2 separate regions of the Mus musculus genome follow, and region 2 is linked to region 1. A link is a contact called in ENCODE Hi-C or POLR2A ChIA-PET data. All regions are on one chromosome and are shown on one strand. The core of a region is the stretch at or near the end of the contact, and the rest is flanking DNA. Distances in the headings are between cores, read along the strand shown.

Region 1 (4,213 bases), core at 677-3,176:
CTTCAGTTCACAGAGAAACCTTTTCAAAGAAACAATGCAGCCCAATATACCCAATGTGCATGCGGCCTTGGGAAGGAGACGAGGCACAAGGGCCAGGTGGGAAGACTGCACACTGTGCTACAAGCCTTCCTCCCCACATCTATTCCCCACCCTCTGTCCAAATTCTCCAGCAAGGAGGGCTCTTTGGGGACCTGGGATCAAGGGGATCTGATTCCTGATTTATAGGAGTTATTTCTGTCACTCTGTGTGCAGCCCATAAGTACTAACCAAAATTAGTCCAATGCCACTCACTTATCGGCAAGGTCCCTGGAGACGCTGGGCCAACAGCCTGGGCTGTCTCATTGTGGTTTTAGAAGCTGCTTTGCTAATGCGATCCAGATGTTTGCACTTCAAAAACTGTCGCCATGACATCAATGGAGCCCTATCATTCTTTTAAGATTTATTTTGTCTGTGTGTGTGTGTGTGTGTGTGTGTGTGTGAATTTGACAAAAACTAGGGTAAATCTGAGAAATGACCTTTAGGCAAGTCTATGAGGCTTTTCTTGATTCGTTACTGATGAAGGAGTGCCCAGTTCATTATGGGCAGTGCCACCCCTGGACATGCAGTCCTGGCATGTCTAAGAAACAAGCTAAGCAAGCCATGAAAACTGAGGCAGGAGGCAGTGGTATCCCATGGTCTCTGCTTCTGCTCTTTCCCTGGAACCCCTCAACTGATGAGGGTAACCGCTAAATCAAATCAACCATTTCTGCCCACAGTTGCTTTTCGTCAGCATTTTATCACATAAACAGGAGACAAACTAAAACAGCGTGCCTGTGTGTATGCGTGTAGACTACATGTGTGCCAGGGCCCACAGAGACTGGGAGAGGGTGTCAGATCCCCTGGAACTGGAATTACAGGTGGTGTAAGCCACTTGATGTGGGTGCTTGGAACTGAACCTAGGACCTTTGTGAGAGCTGCAATGAGCTTTTTCACCAGCCCCACCTTGCAGCCACCTAAATCTTCTGATGGTACCACCTGGTCATTAAACTAATACCACTGGGAAAATTAAACCCTTGTATATAGCGCTAGTTTGCACAACTAAGCCTCAGTTGTGGTGGGTTCACAGACCCAGAGACTACTGACTTATTGCAGAAGGCGGCAAGCCTGAATGTGTGGATCAGTGTCTTTCTAGCCCTTCTTTGACTCCTCTGTGGAATCACTTTAGGCTTGGAAGGGCCACAGCAATCATTTCCTCTCTCCTGGCTGCAGTTTCTTCCTGGGTGAGTCATGCATTTCGGAGAATCGTTGGAGCATTCAAAGAGAAAATGCATGCAAGCATCTTGCACCGGAGCTGGGCGGAATGTGGCACAGCTCACAGCAGCTGTCATGTGGCTATGACTGCCACGGGATGCAGTCACGACAGTGGAGAGGGGCATGGCCAGAGGCAGCGCACACGGCGGGGGTTCAGGTGTCGGAAAGGATGTGCTTGTATGGACATCCAGCTGAATACCCTTGAGCATCTGTCTCCTCCCCTCTCCAGCACACATCTCTGCTGGCCCTTCCCTCAACCAGTCACAGCAGAGCAAGGGAAAAGAGAGAAGCAGAAAGTCCAGAGGTTTTCTCTTCTAATAATGAAGCAAGTGGTTGCTATTGGCAACCAAACATTCCTGCCCTGCCCCCATCACCACTCAAGGAGACTCCGCTGCTTTGCACACTCTGGTCATTTTTCTGGTTATGATTTCCACCAGTGCAATCCCTCCTTGCGAGCAGGATAGCCTTGTTCACATTCCTGTGACCCCATGTGAAGGGCAGCCTGACAAAGGAAAAGCAATTTAATTACAAATGCGCGGCTGCAAGAAACCAATAGGGCCGTGGCAGCACAGAGGTATCTGTGTGAAGACAGTGACGGCATGCTGGCCACGTGGCCAGAGCTAAAGGGATTACATCATCTCCTTTGTGCGAGGATGAACTGCAGGAGGGGCTGTTCAGTGCTGCAAGCACCACAGGGAGCTGCAACGGAGAGCTGCGCTTCTGTGGAAAGTCGCCCTTATTTGTCTTCCGTGTCGAAAATAAAAACATGTCCCCCAAAGACGATATAATCAAGCAGGTTGGATTTTTCTAGCGGTTCATATTCATCGTTTCCCTGTGTCTTGTCTAATGCACTGTTTCGAGACTGGAGCGGTCTTGGGAGGAAGGTAGGACAGTTCTCCTCCCACTGCGCACAGACTCTCAGTTCCCCACACTGTGTGGCGTTCACTGCCAACAGAGACGGAAGAGCTGGTGTTAGGGAGGAGAGCTGGGCACATCCCCACGCAGGGCAACTTCTGTTCTCATTTACAGTGACTCCATTAAATTATAAACAAACAAACAAACAAACAAACAAACAAATAAATGAAAGCCGGGGTGGGGATGGGGGAAGGCGCCAGCCCAGAATGATGTTATTACCAAGAAGCCTGCTCACAAAATGTATCCTGTAAGCAAACACACCTGCCGCTAACGGTCATTCAAAACCTCGTCCAGCAGAGCAGCACAGGATCTGTGCCTACGGGTCATTTAGTGTGATCTCGACAAATGCAAATTAAACTTACAGAACAGAATAAAGGACGTCAGAACCCGCAGACACACACTCCATTGGTGATTCCCTCTTCCACAGACAGCCCAGTGAGTGCTGGGTACTCACTCAGTAAATAAGGAGGCCCAGCAGCTGGCTGGCATAAGTTTATAACAACCACCTCAGCCACCTCAGGATCACAGGATGGCCCTAGAACCAGAAATAATCCGCAGCCATTCCATGCCCAGGTCTGGTTTACAGAGCTGTCGTGAGAATCCTGTGTATGCACCTGCCTTGGGAAGAACAGCAGAAGCCTGAAGCCAGACAAGGGCAGTTTTGCAAGGCTGTCTACCCCAGCCTGTAAACACCTGAAGAGAGAACTGCATCCCCGTCACCAGGGTCCCTGTGCTTCACCTATGCAGTCTCCAGCTCAGAGCACCTGGAGGGGAATCAGACTCACAGGAAAGAACATCATTTTAAGGAAGTCAGCCTCTGGAAGCACACCCAAGAACTACCGCACCTTAATAAACTCCTTAGAGTCTCTAAGCAGGCTTGCCCTAAGCACTAACAGGCAAGCCTTAAAACCCTGAACATAGTGCCTGGCACACTGTGCCACAACAGTGCCAACAAACGTCAGCTCTACTGAGGACCATCTGCTCCAAAACAGAGCCCAACTCAGGATAGGTGAGAGGGACCCAGAAGGCAGGAACGACCCTGCTCGATGCACAGAGAACAAGGCTGGACCTGGGATCCGTTGTCTGCCCCCATAAGGCCCTGGCTTCAAGGACGCTGCCAGGGCCCTGTGTGTATTTAATCTACACAGTCAACACACAATTAACCAGTTGAGTAATGAATGGCTTGAATCAATTCATCTAACCCTACTAATCTATTCAATGTCACTTTGAACTGGCAGCGGATGCTTCTGAAATACATCCAGCACACTTCCCTGTAGCAACACTAGACAAAAGGTTTTGCAGACAGGATGCTCATTAGCAGATGCTCAGGTCGCACATCCATGTCTAATTGTTTTAAAAATACAAATGGAGTAAAGCTACAGATATGCATACATGATTTCTCCAAAATCCTTTGCTCATTTATATTGGTATTTTGCCAGCTTCTAATGCTGGGGTTTCCTAAATACAAATACAAAATCCACTGATACTCCTTAAACTCAGAGGTCTAAGCAAAATTGTAACAAAATCCCACCTTTTTAGCAATATAATCAGTCTAACTTGTAAACTCTGTTGACAAAGTAACAAGTATTTTGATGTGTATAATAATAATAATAATAATAATAATAATATAAGCACACTGATAATAGATGATTGATAGATATAAACAGATAAGATAGATGCCAGATTGATGGATAGATAGATAGATAGATAGATAGATCATGTGTTCAACTTGTAAGAAAGAATCTACAATGAAATCATAAAATGTAGTGGATTTTCCGAAGAAAGTAAGATACAAAGAATCAAGTTTTTCTTCCCTATGTGAACAGGTTACCATAATAGGATTGAGAACTAACAAACCTCTCCTTGAAGCTGTGTTTTACCACCTTTCAACATAATGGAATCCTATGTCATTAAAACTATTCCTAATTCTGACTGATGATCTCCATAATTCTGAGGTTCATATTCACACATCAAAGTAACAGACAGCAAAAGCAGCAGCAGCAGCAGC
Region 2 (4,213 bases), core at 1,175-3,674, 240 kb after region 1:
GGGGAATGTGTCTTGAGGGCATTGTGGGTAGGAGAAACAGACAGAACACTGACATCTTATATATGAGAGCTACTTCCTGTGGTTTTTAAAACCCACTCAGCATTAAGTACCTACCTCCACTGGCGGGGGATTAAGTCTGCAGAATTTAATACTTAGAGTTCTCTGTCTCTATGCCAGCACGCTGGCTGGCTCCAGAGACTGGTTTACCTTCTGACCTCAGGCTCAGATCTTTTAGTCTCTGTCATAAGCCTCAGGTGATGGGCTGAGCTATTTGACCCTGAGGTCAGGGCTACTGCATCAGATTCTTCTCTAGTGCCCAACATATGACAAAGGGGGAAAACCCCTCAAAATCCTACGTAAGCCAACTCTTGGGACCTTCCTTCCTCAAGTACCTACCAGCTTATGTTTACATGAGTCCAGTCTGTGTTAAGTCCCGTTGACTTGGGACACAGGTGAGAGAACTATGAAGACCCCCCCCTCCACTCTGCATGGAGAGTCTGCAGTGGACAGTATAGTGCAATAGGACAGAGGCAAGGAAGGGTCAGAACTGAATCAAAGACAGGAAGGAGGAAGGAGGGGGCGAGTTTGTAAGATTCCTATACCAACATCTTCTAGAAAAGTCTTAAGATATGAGCAGAGTAGGGCCAGAAGCCAGGGCTTTTGAGACATGTTGCTACAAATTATGTGCTGAGTTCCTTTAGATATTCTTGGAGGTAATACTAGTAATAGCTAAAACTTAAAATAAGCAAGGAAGGAGGGAGGGAGGGAGGCAAGCAAGCAAGCAAGCAAGCAAGCAAACATTTTGGTTTCAGAATTCTGATCCTTTGTATATGAATGCAAGAAGGATGAAACTCACTGATAGATTAATTGTTTAGTATATGTGAGACCCTGGGGGAATGCCCATTTTGGTAGTTTGAATAATATGACCCCCATGGGATCATATATTTGAATGCTGAGTCACCAGGGAGTGGAACTCTTTGAAAGGATTAGAAGGATTAGGAGGTGTGGCCTCACTGGAAGAAGTGTGTCATGGAGAGGCCATGCTAGACTCAGCCCCCCCCCCCCCTTTCTCTGCCTGCAGACCAGGATGTAGCTACTTCTCTAGCACCATGCCTGCCATGATAAATATAACGGACGAATCCTCTGAAACTGTAAGCAAGCCCTCAACTAAATGCTTTCTTTCATAAGAGTTGCCAAGGACATGTTGTCTCTTTACAGCAATAGAACAGGGACCCAGACACCCAGCAATACACAAAAAAGCAAAACAAAGCCCAACAAAAGCCAAACAATAACAAGGGACTTTGGGCTGAGACTGGGCCATGTGCACCTCAGCTCTCTCAGTAAGGCTACAGAGATCCCCTTGAGCATGGGATGGGAAAGAAGTGTGAAGGCTTTGCCCTCAGACTGGCCCTTCAAGTCAGCTTCATGATCTACAGACAGATGCTTTTTCAAGTTGTGGCTTTTCTTCTCTGTTAGATGAAGCCCAGCTGCAATGCTAGGTAGCAGTGAGGCTCCATGAAGATGAAGCAGGCATTTTTCCCTGTTGAGCCAGGGAAAAATTAACTATTTAGAGTTCTCCCCCTATTCTATGGTGCTTTTTACCCACCAGGCCTGAGGAGACTTTCTGCGTCCCCTGAGCTAATGGGATGCATGTGTATAAGATCAGTGCCCCATGGCACAGCATTTCTTAGGAAGAAGCCAGAGTGCTACAGGTTGCATGTTTGTATCTTCCACAAATTAATCCGAGTAAAACCCTCGGCCCCAGAGTATTAGGGAGTGGGGCCTTTGGCTAGTGATGAGTCATGAGAGTTCAGACAGAGCATCGTTTATGAGCAAGGAACCGTTTATGTGCCTTTATGACACAGAGTTGGTAAACACCTTGAGCTTGGCTTTTTAGCCAGCCTCCAGAACTATGAGACGCATGACTTTTGTTTATAAGACACCCAGTCGGGCTGGTGAGATGGCTCAGCGGTTAAGAGCACTGACTGCTCTTCATGAGTTCAATTCCCAGCAACCACATGGTGGCTCACAACCATCTGTAATGAGAGAGAGAGAGAAAAAAAAATCTATGGCCCGGAAAGAGCGGAGCTGAAGAAAGAGAGAGAAGGGAAGGGGGTGGGGGAAGTCACCGAGTCTACGGTGATAAGTTATAGCATCTTATGGGACTAAGACAAGGGCTAGAGGGGTAACAGACACTGGGAATAGACAGGGGAGCGGTGGGTGTCATACATCCTTCACGCTGGAAAGCCTGGGTGACGTCATAGGCGAGCCTCGGGCCGAGCCTCCCTTGCCCCACTGAACACAGAATGAGAAGCTGTGGTTCTTAAGATGTCTCTAGAACTATTGCCATTTTACGTTCACTTATGACTCTCAAAGTCACTGCTGAGGAGCCACCCTGTCCACGTGCTAATGTGAGTGACACCAGGTGAAATGCTCGAAATAAATACCTAAGCAGGCTTGGCCACACAATAGCTTGGAGAGCAGCGCCCTCTTGTGGAGAAGTCTGAAATATTCCAGTGACATAGCTCAGACTTGAAGTTTGATAAAATACATTTGAATTTTGATATTATGACTCTTTGGAAAACACCTTATCTTTAAGTTTTATATAATGAGATGTATACATGCTATGTATCAAGTTATGTATTTATACAGGACAGTATAATTTATGTGAAGTTTATGAACATTATTTTTTCAAGTATAGGAAATCATTGAAATCTCATCAATACCTTAAGGGAAAATGCCCTCATGCCCAATTTCTTGGACAAAGAATTGCATTCTACAGCATTTCTAGGAATCGATGTGAACTGAAGACAGCCAAACATTAGATGGAGTTCGGGGAGTCTCGTGGAAGAGTTGGGGGAAGGACTGAGGGCCCTGAAGGGGATAGGAACTCCATAGGAAGACCAACAGAGTCAACTAACATGGACCCTTGGGGATCCCAGAGACTGGACCGCCAACCAAAGAACATTCCCAGGTTGGCCCTAGGCTCCTGCACATATGTGCCAGATGTGCAGCTTGGTCTTCATGAGTGTCCCCAGACAAGGGGAGCAGGGGCTTACCCTGACTCTGTTGCCCATCTGTAGATCCTGGTCCGATAACTGGGCTGTCTTGTCTGGTCTCGATGGGAGAGGAGAGGATGTGCCTAGTCCTGCAGTGACTTGAGGTGCCAGGGTGGATTGGTACCCAGGGGGGACCTCCCTCTTCTCAGAGGTGAAGGGGGTGCAGGAATGGGGGGAGGGGCCTTGTGAGAGGTGGACTGGGAGGGAAGGGAGCTGCAATAGGGATGCAAAGTGAATAAATAAATTAGTGGAAAAAATAAACTTGAGGACAAGGAGTGCTCATGAGCACTTGGAATTGAATGAGGATTCCTATTATGTCCGATACTTAGTAGATCAAGGAAAGGGCTCATGAGAAGGCTTTGTTTTAGTAATGGAATAGAAGAAACTAGAAGATTTGCCTCTGTCCATTTAAAGATTGGTGGGAATGGTTTTTAATTTGATTCCTGGTAATCCATAAACCTACAAACTCCACAAATCCGTTCTAATATTGCTAACATTTCAAAGCATTGAAGGCTTTAGGATCTTCCTCTCCTTCTCTTCCTTCTTTCTTCTTCCTCCTTCCCTCCCTCCCTCCCTCCCTCCCTCCCTCCCTCCCTCCCTCCCTCCCTCCCTTCCTTCCTTCCTTCCTTCCTTCCTTCTTTCCTCCCTCCTTCCTCTTCGTTCTCCTATTCTTCTGCTTCCTCTTCTTCCTCCTCCTCCTCCTCCTTCCTCTTCTTCAAGGCTGGCTGGCAAACAACTTCCAAGGTCCCACTTCTCTTTGTGCTCTCAGCTCTGAGGTTACAGATCTGTACCCCGTGCCTGACTTTTAGGTGGGTGCTGGGATCCAAACACAGGTCCTCATATTTCTGTGGAAGACGCTTCCTCCCAGCCCTGAGAACTTTGCTATCAGAACATGATTTGTCATTGCCACTTGGAGTAATGAAAACAAAACGATAGATATCTTTGCTACCTTGATTGGATATGGTGGTTTTGTGAGTGTGAGTTCATGTATTAAATATGTGTAGTTTTAAAATATGAATTATACTTCAATGAAAGTGTACTTCAATGAAAGAAAATAGTAGAGAAAACCCCAAAATAAAAAATTCCTATCATCTGCAAATAATGGTACCTGATTTGAACTTGAAGTGAAGAATAAACATATACATGAAAGGATA

Evidence for each region. Hi-C counts contacts between places; a loop is a spot of excess contacts on that map. ChIA-PET counts read pairs that join two places held with the same protein, here RNA polymerase II (POLR2A).
Region 2: POLR2A ChIA-PET joins it to region 1 with 10 read pairs in Patski. The contact joins two enhancer-like sites. A Hi-C loop is called at or near these places in 17 of 37 maps with a recorded cell type or tissue (CH12.LX, CH12F3, ES-E14 and 10 more). POLR2A ChIA-PET finds 5 or more read pairs at or near these places in 2 of 5 experiments (Patski and embryonic stem cell).

What each region holds. Positions count from the first base shown.
Region 1 is chr15:27,935,845-27,940,057 of GRCm38, forward strand. The region is part of intron 1 of Trio (triple functional domain (PTPRF interacting)); the gene reads right to left. Among named protein-coding and RNA genes, the nearest start is that of Gm29975, 57 kb to the right of the region's middle. Within about 2 kb of position 1,927, at least 3 of the 3 ENCODE cell types and tissues checked have a DNase peak (open chromatin) inside an H3K27ac peak, as active enhancers do; they include left cerebral cortex, where a contact is called at or near this core.
Region 2 is chr15:28,179,704-28,183,916 of GRCm38, forward strand. It overlaps a transcript of Dnah5 not described here. Among named protein-coding and RNA genes, the nearest start is that of Dnah5, 22 kb to the right of the region's middle. Within about 2 kb of position 2,425, at least 1 of the 3 ENCODE cell types and tissues checked has a DNase peak (open chromatin) inside an H3K27ac peak, as active enhancers do; it is left cerebral cortex, where a contact is called at or near this core.